Linked DNA regions of Homo sapiens: region 1 is linked to region 2. The links are chromatin loops, found by intact Hi-C in ENCODE. Cell type or tissue: IMR-90. All regions are shown on one strand. Each heading gives the region's core, and the rest is flanking DNA. Links, peaks and the distances in the headings are about the cores only.

Region 1 (5,363 bases), core at 364-5,363, 150 kb before region 2:
AATGACAATTCAAAACAAGTAAATAAATGTTTCTAGCACTGTGCTGGGCGCTGGGGGAGAGTACAAGAGAGGCAGAATACATGGCCTTAGAGCTGAAGGACTTCATCTCCCCACTGGGAACTAAGGTAAGTGAGAATGTCATCGGCACACTGCCAGGAAATGTGGCTGGAATATCACTGCTCTGCTTCCTGTCCGCTCATGGTGGACATCCCTACTCAGCCATGGCGTCATGGGACTCTTTCCTACGAGGCCCCAAACTAGCTCAGGATGTTTTCCCTCAAAGTCCTTGAGTGAGCCACACTAAACAACTGGCATCAGTAGGCGAGATGAACACTGAAAGCGCTGAAAGTTGAAGGGAGGCAGTCATGATGAGATCGACGTGGGTTTCAGGGGTCTGGGGAGGCTTCATGGAGATGGTGAGTTGATGAGAACACAAATTATGTCTTCACGCACGGGCTCTGTACCAGCGATAGATCTGAGGGTCTCATACTAGAAGCCTACAGCATCCTAGGTAGCTTCAGCTCAGCATCCCTCAAGGGCCTGGCTGTCGATCGGCTCCATTTCTGTAGTTTCTGTTACTGACTCTCCTCCGAACCAAAGCTGCCCCTTGCTGAGGCGAACGATGACGTTGCAGGGGTTGGGCCTGGGTTACAGTGGCTGGATACAACCCAGCCAAGGTTTTCTGTCTGTCTGGTTAGCGTGCTTGAGCACTGACTTCCGCGAGTGAAGCGTCTCTGAAAGGGGAGAAAACCAGTGCTGCTGCCACTCCTCCTCACTCTGCAGAATCAGGGTAAGTGGAGCTTCTCTGTGCCCAGAACAGCCCCGAGCTGTGTGGTGTGCCTGTAATACAGCACAATCAAAGGACTGAGCCTCCTACTACTCTGCTTATCGTCTAAGTTTTTTAAAGGCAGAATCTGGAAAGATGGTACCACCACTCAAGAAGAGGGGTTGTTGTTTTGGTTTGTTTAGAGGCACATCTGCTAGGAAAACAAAACAAAACAAAACACAGAATTTGTCTCTTCAAAGTTTGGGCCTCAAAAGGCTTTTACAACTACAGAATCTTTTCAAATAAGAAAGGGCAAAGGCTTTTCCTTTCAACTTTAAGAAAGAGCAGCCATCTTTTTGCTTCAGCCAGCACCCAGCCCTAGTTAATAGTTCAATTTCATACTTTGCCTTTCTCCTACAAGTATATGAGATGGTTTGGAATGAAAAACAAATATCAAGATTATTGAGGAAGAAATGAAACCCAAAATGTGAGGAGATTTGTCTCAGGAGATATTTTCTTTTTTGCTGTTTGATGTTCTTGGGGGATTTTTCCAAAAGCCCAGCACTGCAATCTCACCACTCCCGGCAGTGCCCTGAACTCCTCACCTGCGTGCTCATCTTCCTCTCTGACACCTCACCAGAAAATGTATATTTTAAAATGGGATGTTTGCTGATCTAAAGGAGATATTTCCTATTGTATTCTGAGGTTTTGAGTGAAAGTCAGGGAGGAAAAAAGTTTATTGTCGTAGTCTTCACTAGACCAACACATGACAGGGCCACAGTTAACTCTGCTCATGGTTAAGACTGATCTTGACTTTGATTTCTGAAACTCCTACATGCGCACTTTTCCTCTTGGGTCAGTGTTTTGTATTGGAAAAAAAAAAAACACCTCATTCTCTGCAGTAAAACTTTCCCCAACTTCTTTTTACCGACTTAATGGCTTTTTCTAGAACAGATGATTAGATGAAGCCAGAAAACAGTTTGGCCATAAAGGACATATTGATTCCATCAGATTTGCCAGAACACAACTGCAGAGAAAGGTCTAAAAAAATGAGTTGAGAAATCAAGATGCTGCCGAAGCAATTTCTTGGCCAGGAATCTTTTAGCTGTTGCTTGTTTTAAATTCTTTCATTTTGCATTTCGGGAAGGGAGTCTCAAATTAAAGCCAAAATCCTAAATGCAATAAGATAAGTGCCATTTGCTATGAATTCTGATTATTTCTCTTGAATGAGTAACCAAGAGCCAATTTCTCACATAATAATAATTTTGCATATTAATGAGAAACAGAGTTGATTGGGTTCTACAGAGGCCATTTCTAGCTGAGTTAAAGGAAAAATACCTTAGAGGCAGCAAGGACCTTAGAAAGCATGTAATTTAATCCCTTCATTTTATAGGAACAGAGAGGATGAAAGCCTTGCCCTTGAGCATACAGCTGACTGAGTGCTCAGGGAGGACTTTGATCTGTGTCAAAATGTATCTCAACCAGGTGTATCAATCCTGACTTTCCATTACTAATAAGGCTCTCTGCTATTATTTGCATGGGATTGTGGCAAGGACAAGATTTTATTCCTTAGAACTAATAGTAGAAAATAAAGAAATAATGCCAAATGTGCAGCATTGCCACCCGAGAGGACTTCTTTGTTGACATTCAAAAGCCCATTTTGAATGTAAACAAAGAGTGCCATTTGAACCAGTTTACCTAGTGTTGTAGCCAGCCTTAGTTTTAGAAAAGAGAGTTTTGTGATCTCTGCATACCATGGAAGTGTCTAAATCAACAGACACAGACACTGAACCCAGGGCAAGGCCCTGTCAGAATAAAACATGGAAATGGTGTTGAGATCATATCAACAAAACTATAAAGTAAACATTACAAGGGTTTGCTGCAATGGGATAGTGTATGTGGTGAGGGCACACAGCGTTCCTCAGGCTGACCTGCCCCTGGGTATGAAACACCATCCCTCCCAGCAGGCTGAAAAGCTGCAGCCACACCAGGCACTGAAATGAGACCCCTTGAGGCCACAGGCCACAGCTTCTTCCTCTCCCATCATCTAGGAAGGGCAGATTGCCTGTGGTCGGGACACAAATAAATGGCCAATTCCCTTCCGAGCTAGTCTAACCTTCAGTGTCATAACTCAGCTAATGGACTAACTTTAGAATGCTGCAAATGATAAAACCCATGTTTTCATTGGCATTTTTGTTGTAGAAACAAATATGCTCCCAACACACTATTCTGTAATATACATATTGCATTATCCACTACAGATTTTTAAATTACTATTTTACTTTAAGGTTTATACTGAAATATTGCTAACATTACTTCTGTTGTCATCTATTATTTAATGAGTGTATTCCAGCTGGACAGAAAGACAGGGCTAGCTGTTTCCTGTCTGACTCATTGTTGCTAACAGTTGTCAGGGAAGCAAAAACGTTCAGTCTATTGATGTACTCCAGCTGTGCAACTTTGGATATTGTATTTCTACTGAAAAAAGAGCTGGTGACTTTTTCTAATGCCTCTGCCATTAAAAAAAAAAGACAGTTTATTGTCATGGGATGCCAATTATCAGTTTTTTAAAAACGTTAAAAATCTATGATGAATTGAATTACTCTCTTGCTAACACCATTGAGTTGTGTTGAAAGGAGCTTTAGATTCTCAAAATCATTGTCAAACTTCATGTAGAAGGTTTCCTGCTAACTCCAAACACCCAACCTTCAAACCAAAGACTAATATTTTATTCATTGAACAAGTTTTTCTATTATTAAAACAGCTTTATTGAGATATATTTGCAGATAATATAATTCATACAATTAAATGTTTTTTAGTATATTTACAGACTTGTGTAATCATCATCACCATAATCAATTTTAGAACATTTTCATTACCCTAGAAAGAAGTCCCATTCTCCTTAGCTATCACCACCCCCTATTTCCCCAACTTATCCCAAGGCTTAGGCGATCACTAATTTCCTTTCTGTTTCAATTGCTTTGCCTATTCTGGGAGTTTCATATAAATGAAATTATACAATATGTGGTCCTGTGTGACTAACTTCTTTTCATTAGCATAATATTTTTACAGTTTATTCATATTGTAGCATGTATCACTACTTCATTCATTTTTGTGGTTGTGTAATATTCCATTGTACAGGTATACCACATTTTATTTATCCATTCACCTATGAATGGAGATTTTGGTTGTTTTCATTTTTGGCTATTAGGACTAATTCTGCTATGAACATTCATGTATAAGTTTTTCTGTGAACATATGTTTTCATTTTCCTTGGGTATACATCTAGGAGTAGAATTGCTGTGCCATTGGTAATTCTATCTTTAACCTTTTGAAAAATTGCTAGACTATTTTCCAAAATGGCTGTACCACTGGACATTCCCACCAGCGATGTATGGGGGTTCCAATTTTTCCACATATTCCCCGCTTGTTATCATCTATCTTTTTTTCTTATAGCCATCCTAGTGAGTATGTAGTGGACAGTTTCTTAAATCTATTTTTGAAGTGTTGTAATTATGTCCTGAAGCCCAGTTGGATTCTGTGTCAGGGAGGGAGGAAACAGGTAGCACCAACCTGACACATGCTTCCACTGGTCATGCACTGCATGAGGGCGGTGACTGCTCACAGTCCTGCACCCGGGGCTTAGAAGAAGGCCAGGCACATTGTAGGCATGTTCAACTTTTGTAGAATAAATTACTAAATAAGTCAATGGAGAGCCTGCTATGTGCTAGCACCAGTATGGATGCAGAGTTGCAAATGACATGACCCTGCTCCTAAGGAGCTTATATTCTAGAAGGAAGTAGAGTGCCATCATTCCTGAAAGAAAGCGACTGATGACAGGGAGAGGTACATGATAGGTGAAAGCGTACTCATTTCTAAGCCACTAAAGTATAAAGGGTGAAAGCTTGAGTTCCTTTGATCTTAGCCTTATTTGTGAAGTCTGGCTTCCAGGAAATGGTGGGGAAGAACCACCAGTCACCCAAACTGCATGAGTGAGGAAGCCTTCCATCGACAGTTGAAACCTCTCAGACATGAGAGCATCTTTTGTGTTTGTGCGTGTGTGTGTGTGTATTTGTGTGTGTGTGTATGTGTGTGTGTGTGTGTCTGTGGGCTCAGAGTATAACATGATTCTTCTCCTTAAGCTCAGGTTTTTAGTGATTTGCCCATTTTCTTTCTTCCTTTCTGCTTTTTTTCCTCTCTCTTTCTCGCCCTCTCTGTTGTATCCCCTGGCCCCTTCTCTCTCAATCATCTGTGTACCCATCTGTCCTCACCACCTCTCCAACTACACTCTCACCAGCTCCAGGGTATATTTTATATAAATTTCTTCAGCTTTAATACATAATGACCAATCTAAGTGAATAAACCATGATTTCCTTTTTTTATTATTATACTTTAAGTTCTAGGGTACATGTGCACAACGTGCAGGTTTGTTACATAGGTATACATGTGCCATGTTGGTTTGCTGCACCCATCAACTTGTCATTTACATTATTAGTTATTTCTCCTAATGCTATCCCTCCCCCACTCCCCACCCCCCAACAGGTCCCGGTGTGTGATGTTCCCCTCCCTGTGTCCGTGTGTTCTCATTGTTCAACTC
Region 2 (5,325 bases), core at 326-5,325:
TAAATATTATTATAAATTCCTTATCACCTTATAAAAACCCTCAGGTTTAATAAATTGATGTAGGAATAACTGAGTTTGGATAAAATGCTTGGCCATAAGGGCAGCCTATGAGAAGCAGGTACCAGATGTATGAAGCTAAGATCTTGATGGCTTCTTGGCAGGAGGGGTTCAGACTGTTTAGTTTTAGAAATCAAACTCAACAGTCCAAACACTGAGTATCTAAAGATGCTAATCAGCTATTTAGTTGCACAGCTGACCAAACGAGCAAACAAACAGAAAATCTTACAGTCCAGATGAAACATCTTAGGAAGATTTCTTTCCAATGAGTTCACCTTTATCAAAGTAATGGCAGAATCCCATTTGGCTAGACCCAGAATGTGGTTATTTCAGTGTTTTTCAAACTATGTCCAGAAACATAATCTATAAAGTCCATATATTTTCTGTGAGAATTTTGAGTACTTTGTACTGATTTCAATTAAAATTTTTTAAAAATAAAATTAAACAAACCTCCAATATAAGCACTGTCTGGATTATCTGAATGGCATCCTGAAAACCGAGCATTTCCAAGACAGCTCAGCTCGTATATTGGCAATTGTGTTAATGTCCTTGTGGCGGGATATTAAATTGGAAATTTATACTGAAATATCAAGAAATAGTAGAGTCAGATAAAAACAGGATGGGGAACCAACCTCCAGGATGTAGGTTTTCAAAGAAAATATTTGAGAATTGGTTATGACTTTTGGATTCTTCAACCATATGGGGGATAGTAAAGAATAGAAACACTGGAGATTCAGTGGGAATATTTTGAGGATTTATTTGGAGTAAGCTGTGCTATGTAATATTCACATGCACACATGTGCACATGAGCATGCACACACAGAGATACACACACAAACACACAAGATAGAAGTGCTTCTTCCATCACTATGAACATTTTGAGGGATTAAGTCCAGGAAGGCTGTAATAGCCTACACAGCTTAGTATTAAAATGTGGATGCAGAGTGAGCTTGTGTATAACTCACACCCAAGAGAACCCTGCATTTTTTTTCTTTATAAAGAACATATATATTACTCAAGCTTTAAAGTAAAAATGTTTCATTGCTTGAAAGGACATCCTTTATTCTTTAAAAAGTAATATCTATTACCTTATTATTACACATTTATTTTACCTTATTCATGTAAAATATGTGCTTCTTTCCTGATTGCAACTCTGGGTTTTGGGGGCTGGGAGCCAAATTAAAGAGCAAATAAATGCTGTTTTACTCATCATCACCTGGAGGAGAATGCTTTCAGGACTAACTGAAGCAAGCTCAGTGCTTTTATCCACTTTTCCTCAGCCTTTGATTCTAGGCACAGATATCAGTTGTGGGCTCAGTTGATGAGCTTAAAATAAACTCTTTGTTTCTGATACATGTACAGACTTAAAATGATTGCAAGTGTGAGAGTTGATCATTATGTTATTTTGATTAATCACATAGCAATTTTCATCTCAGGAGTGTGTTCTGTCCATTTTCCTTTTAATTCAAAGCTCCCTGATTTGAAGCTATTTTGGTTGAGATAGAGATGCACCTCCTTTCAATAGCATGTAGAAGAATAAACATTTTTTATATGGAGATGTCATGATTTTATTATCATGAATCAGCAGTGCCCTCGATGGATAACCAAACCAGGCCTGTAATTACTGCCAAAAAAGAAGAGATTCAGATCAAATATTTCAATATCAAGGCTGGGCACAGTGGCTCATACTATAATGCCAGTGCTTTGGGAGGCTGAGGTGGGAGGATTGCTTGAGGCCAGGAGTTTGAGACCAGCCTGGGCAATAGAGTGGGACCCAGTCTCCACAAAAAAATTAAAAATTAGCTGGGTGTGGTGGCCCATGCCTGTAGGCCTCGCTACTTGGGAGCTGGGGCAGGAAGATCTCTTATACCCAGGAGTTTGAGGTTACAGTGAGCTATGATTGTGCCACTGCCCTCCAGCCTTGGAGACAGAGCAAGACCCTGCCACACACATGCAAACAACATTTTAATATCGAAGATACTATTCCGGAAGAATGAGATTTGCCCTAACATTTAATTGTGTTGTAACCAATACTTGTATACGGCAAGTTTTAACTTAACCAATTACGTCGTATCATATTTTGCAATGGATCGATTTTGGAGGGTAGATCAGAGTGCACAGTTTAAATATTATCTGGCTTTCCTGACAGTTATAATTTTAATGGCACTGGTGGACATCTGATGCTTTACAGGTTTTCCAGTATAAAACTATTTTCGCTATTAATTGGTGGTATGGAGCAGAGGCTCAACTTACTTTTTCATGTGTGTACTAAATAAGAACCCAAACAACCTGTTGAGGGGCCACCTGCTGGTGCAAAGGTCTTCTTTCAGCTCAGAGGCAAGAGTGATGCATTCTTGTCAGTCTCCATGTCTTTCATAAGAGAATATTAGCCCCACTGCATCTCTGTCAGTTGTTAACATCTACATTTCCACATCTAACAAGAAATTTTGAGTGACTATAGTCCAGGGCTTGACAGCAAGTACTTAGGCCATTTATTGCTTCGTCATTCAAGCCCTGCTTCCCTTTTCTGGTAGCAGCAGTTGTCTTCCTTAGAAAATCACTGACCCACCCTGTTATGTACTGACTGTTGATGTCCCCAGCCACCAAATTCATATGTTGAAGCCTTAATCTCCAATGTAGCTGTATTCAGCGATGAGGGCTGTAAGGAAGTAATTAAGGTTAGCTGAGGTCATAAAGGTCACTCCTGATCTAATAGGATTAGTGTCCTTCTAATAAGAGGTACAAGAGAGCTTGCTCACTCTCTCTTTCTCTCTCTCTCTCTCTCTCTCTCTCTCTCTCCACAAAGGCAACAAGGAAAGGCTACGTGAGGACACAGCAAGGAAGTGACCATCTGCAGGCCAGGAGGAGAACCCTCCCCAGACACTGAACTGGGGACTGCTAGCCTTCAAAACATGAGAAATTTCTGTTCAAACCACCCAGTCTGTGGTATTTTATGTCAGCCTGAGCTGACTAATACACATTCCTTACTCCAGCCAAGTTTTTCTTGTGGGCATTTCATTGTATAATGCCCTCTTCCCCTGACCACAGTGTGGCCCTGACTCAAACTGAGCCAATCAGAGTCCCTCTTGAAGATTTTTCAAATTGAGACAAAAAGGAAGAGGGCACAGGGGAAGTTGAAGACGTCATTTTAGAGTTGCCAGTGGTGAGGACTCGAGCAAGGCACAAGAAGCCAGTCTGGGAGAATGAAGCTAAAATTCCAAGAGAAGCAGAAATAACACAGAGAGAGAAGGAGAGATTCCTGGCTGTGGTCAGGGCCTTGGTTCTAGTTGTTTTTGTGGCCCAACTGCATGTCTCTCCTTCAGTAATTTGATAATAAGCCTATTAATTCCTTTTAGCCCAGGCTAGCTTAAATTGGGTCTCTGTCATTCACAACTTAAAGTGTTCCTTAAGGCAGGAAGCATGACTCCTGAGCTTAATGTAACTCAAGACTCAGAGACATTCGGTAAGAAGAAAATTGCCTAATGGATATGCAGCCCATTCACTCTCCTATACATCTGCTTTCCCAAAATTGTGCTTCATCATAGTATCAACATTCTACATTGGTGCTCAGTATTAGAAGCAAACCCATAACACTGTTATAATTTTTTAAGACTCCTGGAGATGTTGTACATGATACAGTGTCTTTTTTAAAGATGAATAAGATAAATATATTTCTAGTTGGAGGCTCTAAGTCTGTTTTTGAGGAGTAACTTTAGTGAAAGGTGAATGGGATTGGATTCAGACACTAGATTTCAAGTCAGGCCCTGCCACTTAGAAGCGGTGTGAGTGCTCAGAAAAACTAAGGGCATTTGTGAAGTAAAAGTAAATACTGTGTGTCCTACATATCTCACATTGTTGTTGTCAGCCAATGTAGGTACAAAGTGCTTGGTAAAGTAGGAACCATAAATAATTGTGATTCATCGGTTCCAATCCTCCTTTTACCATGAATTTCAAGATAAATTTTTCACTGTCTTTTTTTTTTCTTTCTGTACAGGAGCTCCAAATATTGCTGTTTGGAGAAATCTGCACCTTAATAAGAGCAGTTATTTGTGAGAAAAAAAAAAGACAAGAATATATATGAGATGGGTAAGCAATTCTATTGGCCTGGGGTGATGACGATTTTTATCTGCCATCTAGCCCCAAGCTCTGGGCTCTGACTCCTTTGTGCAGGTAAATACCAAGGTTAGGTTTTGAATGTTTATAGCAGAATAATTTAATTTGACTCACTCTAGGGTTGATTGATTATCAGCATGTTGTTCATTCCTATTTTAAGTCTATTTTGATTCAAACCTTGTATTTCTCTCTTCAGGACTGTATGTTTACATGTGGGGTTGGGGGTGACAGAGAAAAGGAGAAAGAAAGATTTTTATTTTTCCTTCTAATAAATACTCATTGAAAAAATCATAGAATGTAAAGGAAATAGTGATATAAATTAAAATTTACTCCATAACTCTCCTATACAGAAATCCTGTTAGCTGTGAGTTTCTTTTCTATATACATTTATATAGTTGAGGTTCTGCATATATATATAATTCTGCATCCTAGCTTTTCAAAATGATGTGAGAGCGAGATAATTTCCCAAAGTCATTAGAATTCATTGAAAATATAATTGATGGCTATAAAATAATTCATAATAGATGGAGTATACATAATATTGATTTCTATTTCATTATTACCTTATTTTTTAGGTGAATTACAAATTTTTGCTATTAGGTTGGAGCAACAGTAATTTCGGTTTTTGCCATTACTTTTAATGCTGTGATTAATATTTTTGTTCATAAAAATCAGTACTCTTTAAAAAGAACTTCCCATATATTTGCAGCACTTCTTTTACTATGTGTGGAGACTCCTCTACTTACAAATAGATTCGTCCTGAAGATAGTGTGTAAGTCCATTTGTTCTCAAGTCCGAAGGGACCAGTAAAGGTATTACCATCTGTTGGTGGTAGGCAAAGATAAGAGTTCTTTTTCTTTATCTAGATTTCTAAATAGAAAGTCCATAAGCAGGCGAGCTTGAGTGCTAAATTCTTAGACACTGAGTTTGCTTCTAAACTATTACATAGAGCTAACCATTTATCTAATTTTCTATCTTATTTTTTATTCAAATAACATACTATACTGAGTATATAGACATATTTATTGCAAAAACATAGCAAATATATAAAATTGTAAGAAGAAAGTTAAAACTAACATTATCTATTGCTGTACTATATTTAACCTTTTGGTATATTTTAATCTCAGTGTGTATTTGTGTGTATTTGTATTTTCC

The links. A loop is a pair of places that touch in the nucleus more often than their neighbours do. Peaks named below come from ENCODE experiments on the same cell type or tissue, not always from the same donor. Only the 100,000 strongest peaks of a DNase experiment are listed, where the experiment ranks them.
Region 1: it touches region 2 in a loop (2.7-fold over the local background); 1 of 110 quality-filtered maps calls a loop at or near these places.

The regions. Positions count from the first base shown.
Region 1 is chr10:59,534,141-59,539,503 of GRCh38, reverse strand. It overlaps LOC107984235 (a long non-coding RNA gene), which reads left to right and starts at 707. Exons shown (of 3, transcript XR_001747457.1): 1 at 707-790. In IMR-90, for the core only: no CTCF peak of the experiment used is centred there; a DNase peak (open chromatin) is centred at 3,163; H3K27ac peaks cover 560 bases.
Region 2 is chr10:59,385,816-59,391,140 of GRCh38, reverse strand. No RefSeq gene overlaps it. Among named protein-coding and RNA genes, the nearest start is that of FAM13C, 26 kb to the right of the region's middle. In IMR-90, for the core only: no CTCF peak of the experiment used is centred there; a DNase peak (open chromatin) is centred at 3,080; H3K27ac peaks cover 793 bases.